3 separate regions of the Mus musculus genome follow, and all the other regions are linked to region 2. Evidence: chromatin contacts called from ENCODE Hi-C or POLR2A ChIA-PET data. All regions are on one chromosome and are shown on one strand. The core of a region is the stretch at or near the end of the contact, and the rest is flanking DNA. Distances in the headings are between cores, read along the strand shown.

Region 1 (2,844 bases), core at 53-2,552, 60 kb before region 2:
TAAAATAAATCCTCCCAGCCTCCACCCAGTCTAGGCTCTCTGCAATATGACAAATGCAGAATCTTCTGGAATGACTTGATACTGCCTCCCACCACCGCTTTGTTTGCAGTATCAGATCAGACAGAATATTTTTTTACACTCAAACGAATTTCTGCAGACTCGTGCCTGCAATTAAAAGAGAAACTGCATATCTCAGTCAGTTAACATTCAAAGGCATTATAGTTAACCCTTTGAAATGGAAAATAAATAAAATGAAAAATGAAGATGCTATATAGAGGGCCATGAATGGGAATGCCAGCAACACACATATCCCTCCCTTCCTAACAGACTTGCTTTGGGGAATGGTTAAAAGGAAGCCTTTTGTTAAAAAAAAAAAAAACAAAAAAAAAAACGTGAGAAAGGTGGTTTCGATTTTACATCATTGAGGCTGGGTTTTTTTTTCTTTTTTCTTTTAGGAGAGGGGGTCCTACATTTTTTTTCTTCCCGAAACGTCTTTAAAGGATGTGTCAGTGGGAAAGATTGGGGGGGGGGGTGATGGAGTGGGGAGGCGGCAAACTGGGAGACCTGCTGAGTGAATGGGGAAGGCGCCGCCCAGACACCAGGGAGAGAAAGAGGAACCGCATCCATGCGGTCCCCCCGCCCCCACGCCTAAACTGGGAGGAGGGGAAGTGGGGCACAAAGGATGCGCACGGCCCCCAACTCAGGTCTCTGGACATTCAGGGTCACAGAGAGACCCCCACCCCACAGCAGAAACCAGCCACGCAAGACCCCGCCCCAGCCCCGAACTCGGAGAGGCTGGGAAAGAGGCCGCGTCACCACTCGGGTGCATGAGCCCCCGTCCCCAACCCCTCCAAGGAGTGAGATGGAGAGGTGACCCTATAGTCGTGACAAGACAACATGCCCCTGGAGCATGCCTTCCACGCCGAGGAACGCGGTGTCGGGAGAGGCTGGGGCGAGGCAGGGGGGAGGGGAGGAGACACTCACGTTCTTCATGGCCGCGGCCATATCGTCGTAGCGCTCCGCCTGCTCGGCCAGCCGGGCTTTCTGCACCAGTTGCTCGCGGTCCACCATCTTCACAGGGCTGAAGAGGATCGGCTGGAAAGAAGGAAACCGAAGACCGCCTTGAAGGGCTTCAGGAAAAGAGAGGAGCGGCTTGGAGCTCGTGTGTCGGAGGGACCGACCCACGAAGCAAGCTACTGAGACGAGGAGGAGAAGGAGGCGGCACGAGCTGCGACCGCGGGACCCGGCGCAAGGAGGCTGCGGCTCCAATGCGTGCCGCGGGCGGACAACCCCCTGCGGTCCCGCCCACACGGGTGACGTAAAAGTCACCGCCTACTCGCGCATGCGCGCGCCCCGCCCGGTCCCGCCCGGTCCTGCATTTACTGGGCTTCTCTTCTACTGGAACATTCGCGGTGGCTCTTTGCGATTTTCTCAGTGTATCCCCAGTACTACACTGCTCCCTAATGTGCCCCTTTCTTCACTTTACCGTAAATCCTCAGCTTCATCAAACCCACCTCTCCTTGCCCCCTGGGGGCCTCTCCCCCCCCCTTTTTTTTTTTTTTTTTTTTTTTTTTGCATAGCTTCTGGCGCGTGACCTCCTGGGAATTGTAGTTTGACCTGCAGCAAGCTGAATTACAGAGCAGACCAAGGACAAAGGGGTGGTGGAGACTACATCTCCCAGTGGGCATTGCGCGCAGGCAGAGGCGGACCGGATGGGGGGCAGGGTCTAACCCGCAGCCGCTGGGGACCCCTGGCGGGGAAGCAGTCTACACTAGCCTAAGCGAGTGCTGATTCACGGCCTCGCCCCATAGCCTCTGGGCAGTTGGAAGGAAAGAAAAGGTCAAGGCCTTAGATCTGGACTCTCTGAAACTGAAGTAACTGGTCATGGTGGAGGGGTAGGGGAAAAACACGAATATAAAGTAGGCAGAAGAAGTACAGACACCGTAAATCCAAACTGCCCAACCACCACCATGGAAAAGATGGAAAAGGTGAACCTGTCCTAGAGATGGCCGCGTGAATGATGCAACCCTTGGACAACTGTCTAACACACACCCACCATGGTTGCAGTCTCCAGTGATGCACTTTAACATCGGACTTAACTGGATGAAATCATAGAATGACACATATCCGCCCGGTATATTGCCTATTTTCCCTAAATGGTGTAGCTGCCTGCAGACTGACCCTGGGGGACTCCCTTCTTCCTCTCCAGTGAACTGGACCAACGCCTGCCTGAACGCACACCCGCTATAGTTTTGACTGCGTATTTTATTTTCATTGTGTTTTTATGAGTTGTTTGGTTTGAAGTAGGGTCTTACACTTCTTAAGGTGACTCTAGACGAAGTTCTGGAATTATAGGCATGCACCAACACAATGGCCTTGACTGTAGAGTTTTGCTTCATCCATTCAACACGTTGAGCACCGGCCCAGTTCCAATGACTTTGTACATTAGCACACAACAATACACAAAGCAGACAAAGCACTCGGCTCAAAAAAAAAAAAAAAAAAAAAAAAAGGAGACAACTGTTTGAACCCACAACAAGCAGCTGACTAACTTTTAACATACCAAAGTGAACCTGGCCTCCAGGTTCTCCAGGCCAGCTGGGGCACAGGGGGAGGGGCTGCCCTTTGCCCAGGGGCTCTTCCCTATATAATCCAGACTTTTTGTTTACCCACCCCTTGTTTTGCTCCTTTTGTACCTTTGGCTTCCTGGCTGGTTCCCCTTTCTTCATGGTTCAGGGTCATGACCACTCTGGACTCTTCCAGATGTGTCTGCGTCTGGCTATGCCTCTTTTATATCTTTTTTTTTTTTCCCCGAGACAGGGTTTCTCTGTGTAGCCATGGCTG
Region 2 (2,760 bases), core at 238-2,737:
CTTAGTGTGCAGGAAGCCCTGGGTAACCCCCCCCCCCCCCCCCCCCGCTCCCCCTGCCTGGTCCTCCTCTATAGCTGGGAACAACAGTACACACCTGCAATCTCAGAAGGTGAGACAGGGGGATTAGTAGTTGCAGGCCATCTCTGAAGCCAGGTGCTAAGACACCCTGTCTCCAAAACAAATAAACAAAAAATCCCCCTACTTCCACTAGGAGGGACTTATGTAGAGCTTTTGGGGACAGACACGTTTTCTTTGGGCTGTGAAGTCATTAAGATCTTTCTGGCTGTATAGATTATACGTGGGTCCTTGGTGGCTACCATCGGCACTAGGAAATGCCAGGTGCCATCCATTCATCAGAAATAATGAGCAAAGCAGCTGTGTCTTATCAGACTGTCCCTCTGCAGTGTCAGATGGAGACCAATTAGCAGAGGCAGGAAGCAACACAATTCTGCCTTTCCAAGCAAAACAGTAGCAAGCACCCCTGCTCCTCAGTGACACTGCTGAGGCCAGGCCTCCTTGACTTCTCTAGCTGTGTTCATCTTTTCTGCTTGGTGAGCCGGGAGCAGGTTCTGGGAATGGAACAGGCTCTGTGAAGTGGAATTTTAAGGACTTCTTTTGCAAATCCAGGGTCTTCTGCCTACTCGATAGATAAGTGCTCTACCACTGAGCCAGGCCAACTTAAGCCAAGGTTTAACTTTTTTTTTTGTTTTTTGTTTTTTGTTTGTTTGTTTGTTTTTCGAGACAGGGTTTCTCTGTGTAGCCCTGGCTGTCCTGGAACTCACTTTGTAGACCAGGCTGGCCTCGAACTCAGAAATCTGCCTGCCTCTGCCTCCTGAGTGCTGGGATTAAAGGCATGCGCCACCACGCCCGGCTTAACATTTTTTAATAGATTCTTTTCTTATTTAAAAATTTTAAATCTATGTTTTTAAAGACTGTGCTTGTAAGCTCAGCAATTAGGAAGCAGAGGCAGGAGGTTCAAGAGTTTAAGAGCAGCCTAGGCTTACATCACAAATTCAAAGCCACTCCGAGGTACATGAGATCCTGGACCCCTTCCACCCCTACAAGTGGACTCTTATAGCTGGGGATTAATTAGTAGTAGAACACTTGTCTACTGTGCTTGCATTAACTTTGATCCTCAACACCACAAAAGGAAAAATCAGGGTTGGCGATAGGGCTCAGAGGGTAAAGGCATTTGCTGACAAGCCTGACACCTTGAGTTCGATCCGTGGAACCCACGTGAAGGTGGACACGGAGAACGGACTCCTAAAGTTGTTCTTTGACCTCTGTAAGTACACCCCCCTCCAGAATATACACACATAATAAAAAGAAATATAAAAATTATTAAAAATCAAATGCATCAGTGATTAGCGAGGGAGTAAGTCAGTAGGAGAAAGAGAAGGCTGGGTACATTTATATCTGCTGGTGTGCTTTGGTTCAGCCCACTCAGCTTCATCAGAACTACATTTCCCAGAAGGCACTGCGTGAGGTGGACATGCGCAGCGCGGTGCTTGGAGGCTGCGACGCCGAGTTTCACTCCGGCTGCCTCCGGCTCGGAGTCGGAGACATACTCGAGGGTTCTTCCCAGGCCGAGCCGGAGCTGAGCCCGGAGGTCGGCGGTCCTCTCAACCTGTTCCTTCTGCTTCCCTCAGACTCGGTGAGCGGGACGGGCGGGCCACCTGCTGGCGCCCAGCCTGGGGTCCCGAGGGTGGGTGGGTGGGTTGAGGAGAGGGGGCTATTGAGCCAAGCTGAGACCGGAAGGGGGCGGTCGTGCGAGGAGGGAGGGCCGTGCCGGCGGGATGGGTGAGTCCTGGGGGCGTTGGGAGCCCTGGGCACCTCGGTACCAGGGTCCTGGAGGCGGGAAGTCGCAGTTGGGACGCTCTGAGCGTTGGGGACTGGGCTGGGTGTGGTAAGAGCCCTATTTTTTGCAGAGACAGGGGTCGCATCCCTGGCAGTTTGAGTCCTACAGGACCTGGAAGAGCAGTGAGGCTATTGCTACCCTGGCTCCCTGAGGGGTCAGTTTCAGTCCTGGAGCGTTTGTGTGTGTGTGGGGGCGTTACATCCAGGCGATAGGGATCCACCACTGTCTGAGAGAGTTGGACTTTGGAGGCGTTTGCCTTTCCATTCTCGGTCTGTGTCAGACTGGGTCTCTGGGGCACTTTGGGGTGTCTCTGTTTTGAAGCTCCGCTTTTCATCCTATCCCTCACACAGCTGCAGGGTTGCCCGCGTTAGCTTTGCCTCCACAGTGGCATGAATGGGAATGTGTTCACAGGCAAGACCTTTAATGAACTCTCTTTTCTCCGTGCCGTCTTAGCCCCTTTAAAATTCTAGAGAGCCCAGCAATGTGTTGCACATTTATAATCCCAGTATTTGGGAGACAAAGGTTTGCGGGTAGCTAAAGCTTGCCTGTGCTTCATCACAAGATACTATATTACATCCCTCTCACTCCCCAAAAGAGTGCTAGCCAGGTGTGGTGATTTATGACTGTAATTTCAGCACTTGTGAGGCAGAAGCTGGAGACTCAGGAGTTCCAGTCCAGCCCTAAGCTATATACTGTGGCCCCTGCTTAAAACAAAACAAAACAAAAAAACCCCCAACAACCCAAAAGTAACAGTTCTGTGATGTAGAGTTCCCAGTAGCCACGAGAATCAGGATTGACTTCAGTTGGTCAAGGTGTCAAGTCTCTTTGCTTATTTTCTGTGTGACTTTGGTCAAATTTTTATCCTCTCTGGTGTGTTGATTTCCTTCATGGACCATCCGTGG
Region 3 (3,065 bases), core at 542-3,041, 37 kb before region 2:
CTATTGCTCTGTAGCTCACAGTGGGGCAGGTCAATCCTGGCTCTCTGCATGTTTCTCCATCTGCCCAGATTGAGTTATGTCAAACTTGCTCTGGTCTGGCAGGGCCAATCTTTTTTTTTTTTTTTTGTTTCTTTTTTTTTTTTTTTCTCGAGACAGGGTTTCTCTGTATAGCTCTGGCTGTCCTGGAACTCACTCTGTAGACCAGGCTGGCCTCGAATTCAGAAATCTGCCTGCCTCTGCCTACCAAGTGCTGGGATTAAAGGCATGTGCCACCATGCCTGGCTGGCAGGGCCAATCTTAAGACGACAGACACTCGGTCAGGGTGATGCTACACATAGAATTTGCTGTGGTACAGCAGGCTGTGTTAAAATCCTCAGTCTAACCCACCTGAGGTAGCTCACATCTATAAAACCAGCCACTGGGAAGATGATGGGGGTGGAAACTGCTTGAGGTCAGCCTGGACTGAAGTGTGAGATCCTGTCTCTGAGGCAAGGGAGTTCAGAAGTCTGCGTTCATTTCTGGCTACACAACACATTTCAGGGCAGCATAGGCTACATTGTCTTGTTTCAAAACAAAACCACAACCACAACACCCCTCAGTTTATTGTTCATGTTTGCCAGAGGTGGGGAACCTTTTCCAATTCTTTAATTGGTTTGTTTTTGAGACCATGTCTTATGTAGCATAGGCTGGCCTTGGATTAGCTGTATAATTGAGGGTGACCATCTGTCTCCACCCCTGGGACTTTAGGCATGTGACAGCCACCACACTGAGGTTTGTTTTCTTCCCTTTTTAGAAATCTATTTTCTTTTTGTAGTTGCTGATTTAAAAAAAAAAAAAGACATTTTAATTGTGTGTGTGTGTGGCCACATGGCCTCACCTTTACCTGTGGAACCCTTTCGCTGACCCAAACTGAGTTGGGGACTGAACCTTGGACTTTCTGAATGCTTGGACAGAGCTCTACCAGCTGAGTTACACACCAGCCTCCTTAATCTTGATTTATTTTAGATGTTTTTTACCCCATAGTGCCACCACACCCTATTCCAATTCTGGTTTTATTGTGAACCGGTTTTACAATTTCAACAGTCCTTTGTGGGTTAAATGTCCTCTGTGAAAGCGTCGCATGCCTTTCATCTCAGCAAGCAGGTCTTTGAGTTTGAGGCCTGCCTGGTCTACAGACTGAGTTCCATCCAGGGCAGCCAGCGTCATACAGAAAAACTGTTTCGAAAAAAACAAAACCAACCAAATGGTCTTTTATGAAAATATCAGTAGCTTTAGGATATAGCTCAGTTGGTCGAGCGTTTGCCTAGCGTAAGTGAAGTCCTGGGTTCCTCAGAATTGCATAAATGAGCAGGGGTGGCACGCACCTGTAACCCCAGTTGGGTGGGCAGAGGAAGAAATAAAATTAAAAAAACTCAAAGTCACCTTTGGCAAGCCACCCTGAACTGCATGAGACCTTGACTAAAGCATTTTTAAAAGGGGTGAGGGGGTGGGGTGGTGAGGAGAGAAGCAGCCTTGTGGCGCAGAGGTTGTTGTTGGTAAATACTCTTTGTAATCCGCAAAGGTCCGCGGGGACTGAAAATGTCGCCTAAACTACAGTGTCTTGGGAATGGTTGACCTTCCTTCCCTTGTATGGGCTGTACCGGGGACTCAATTCCTTTGTCAGACCAAACCTAGAACTCTGCACAAAAAAAAAAAAAAGACCCGCCCCGAGGCATGGAAAGGTCTCGAAGAGCGTGGCCCCGCCCCTGCCCCACCTAACCAGCAACCTTCCGTTTGCTGCGACTGGCTGAACCAGTTTCAAAGCTACCCAATCAAAATCCTTCAGTAAGATAGAGGCGTGGCTTCAGTTCCGACCCAGGGCGGGCTCTCCTCTGAGCTCCTGCGGTGACTCAGCAGGAAGGCGTGAGTTATTGGGGCCCGGAAGGGCAGGGCTACGTCACGTCCTACCCTGTCCGCCCCGGCCGTCGAGGCTTACGGGGCTCCAGTGGGAATCCCAACACCTGGACTCTGTTGGTTTTGTTTTGTTTTGATGACCCAGAAAAACCCTGGACCTTTCACTGATCTTTTGTTTCCTCCGTTTGCACAGTGGTTAAGAACACTTCCCGGAGCAGTGCCTGAGTGGGAAGACCCTGGAAGTTTGGAGTTTGACCTTACAGGAAGTCAATCCCAGTTGCCTCGTTTTTTTTTTTTTTTTTTTTTTCCCCTCTTCTCTTTTTGCTAATCCATCAATCCTCAAGGTTTGGCTCCCATTCGAGTTGTCAGGCAGGTGTGACAACAAATACACAAGGGAGGCTAGCCTGCTGCACTTCGAAAAACTCACCAGAACTTAAAGTCATCCTCAGGAACGTAGAGACCAGGACATAGGGTCCGGACGATGGTATAGATGATGAGGGGCCAAGCTGGCGTGATGGCTCAGCAGGTATCAAGAATCTGGTACCCGCATGGAAGGAAAGAATTCCTGTGACATGTACCACACATGTACTCAAACATGCATGCATTAGCCTTTTTTTTTTTTAAAGTAAGAGGGGCCTAGAGAGCTGGCCCAGCAGTTAGGGCACTTGCTCTTGCAGAGCCCCTGAGCTCAGTTCCCAGCACCCACGTGGTGTGGTTTACAACCATCATAACTCCACTACCAGGGGCTCCAACGCTTTGTGACTGTGGTGAACACAGGGTATACACGTGGGCAACATTCAGCCATGTATGAAAACATTTATACACAGATGCAGAGGTGTTTCAGTGGGTAAGAGCAATCATTGTACAAAGTTGGGGACCCAAGTGGGGATTCCAGCACCCAGGAGTAAAACCTGAGTGGCCAGGAATGCCTATAACTCTGGTACTACGGAGGGCAGAGACTGGATGACTTCCGGAGCTTGCTATCCTTTAGCCTAACTCAGCATTTGAGGAGAAAGCCTGCACCCAGGGGATCTGCGTGTGATAGAACTGGACGCCCTGTATCATCATCATCACCATCACTACACACAGGCACACTCAGTAATAAATCTTTGCGGGGTGGGGGTGGGGGGTAGGGAACCAGAATTGGAGTTTGTAGCTGTGGCTCAGTGGTC

What was found. Hi-C counts contacts between places; a loop is a spot of excess contacts on that map. ChIA-PET counts read pairs that join two places held with the same protein, here RNA polymerase II (POLR2A).
Region 1: POLR2A ChIA-PET joins it to region 2 with 13 read pairs in Patski. The contact joins the promoter of Ywhag here to the promoter of Dtx2 in region 2. POLR2A ChIA-PET finds 5 or more read pairs at or near these places in 4 of 5 experiments (Patski and embryonic stem cell).
Region 3: a loop to region 2 is called in a map of regulatory T cell, with 2.2 times the contacts of the local background. The contact joins the enhancer-like site here to the promoter of Dtx2 in region 2. A Hi-C loop is called at or near these places in 1 of 37 maps with a recorded cell type or tissue (regulatory T cell). POLR2A ChIA-PET finds 5 or more read pairs at or near these places in 4 of 5 experiments (Patski and embryonic stem cell).

Annotation. Positions count from the first base shown.
Region 1 is chr5:135,933,339-135,936,182 of GRCm38, forward strand. It overlaps Ywhag (tyrosine 3-monooxygenase/tryptophan 5-monooxygenase activation protein, gamma polypeptide), which reads right to left and starts at 1,303. Exons shown (of 2, transcript NM_018871.3): 1 at 985-1,303. The coding sequence starts at 1,071. It overlaps Gm40346 (a long non-coding RNA gene), which reads right to left and starts at 978. Exons shown (of 2, transcript XR_868594.2): 1 at 1-978.
Region 2 is chr5:135,993,313-135,996,072 of GRCm38, forward strand. It overlaps Dtx2 (deltex 2, E3 ubiquitin ligase), which reads left to right and starts at 1,488. Exons shown (of 11, transcript NM_001256096.1): 1 at 1,488-1,654.
Region 3 is chr5:135,955,905-135,958,969 of GRCm38, forward strand. No RefSeq gene overlaps it. Among named protein-coding and RNA genes, the nearest start is that of Ssc4d, 17 kb to the right of the region's middle. Within about 2 kb of position 1,792, at least 1 of the 3 ENCODE cell types and tissues checked has a DNase peak (open chromatin) inside an H3K27ac peak, as active enhancers do.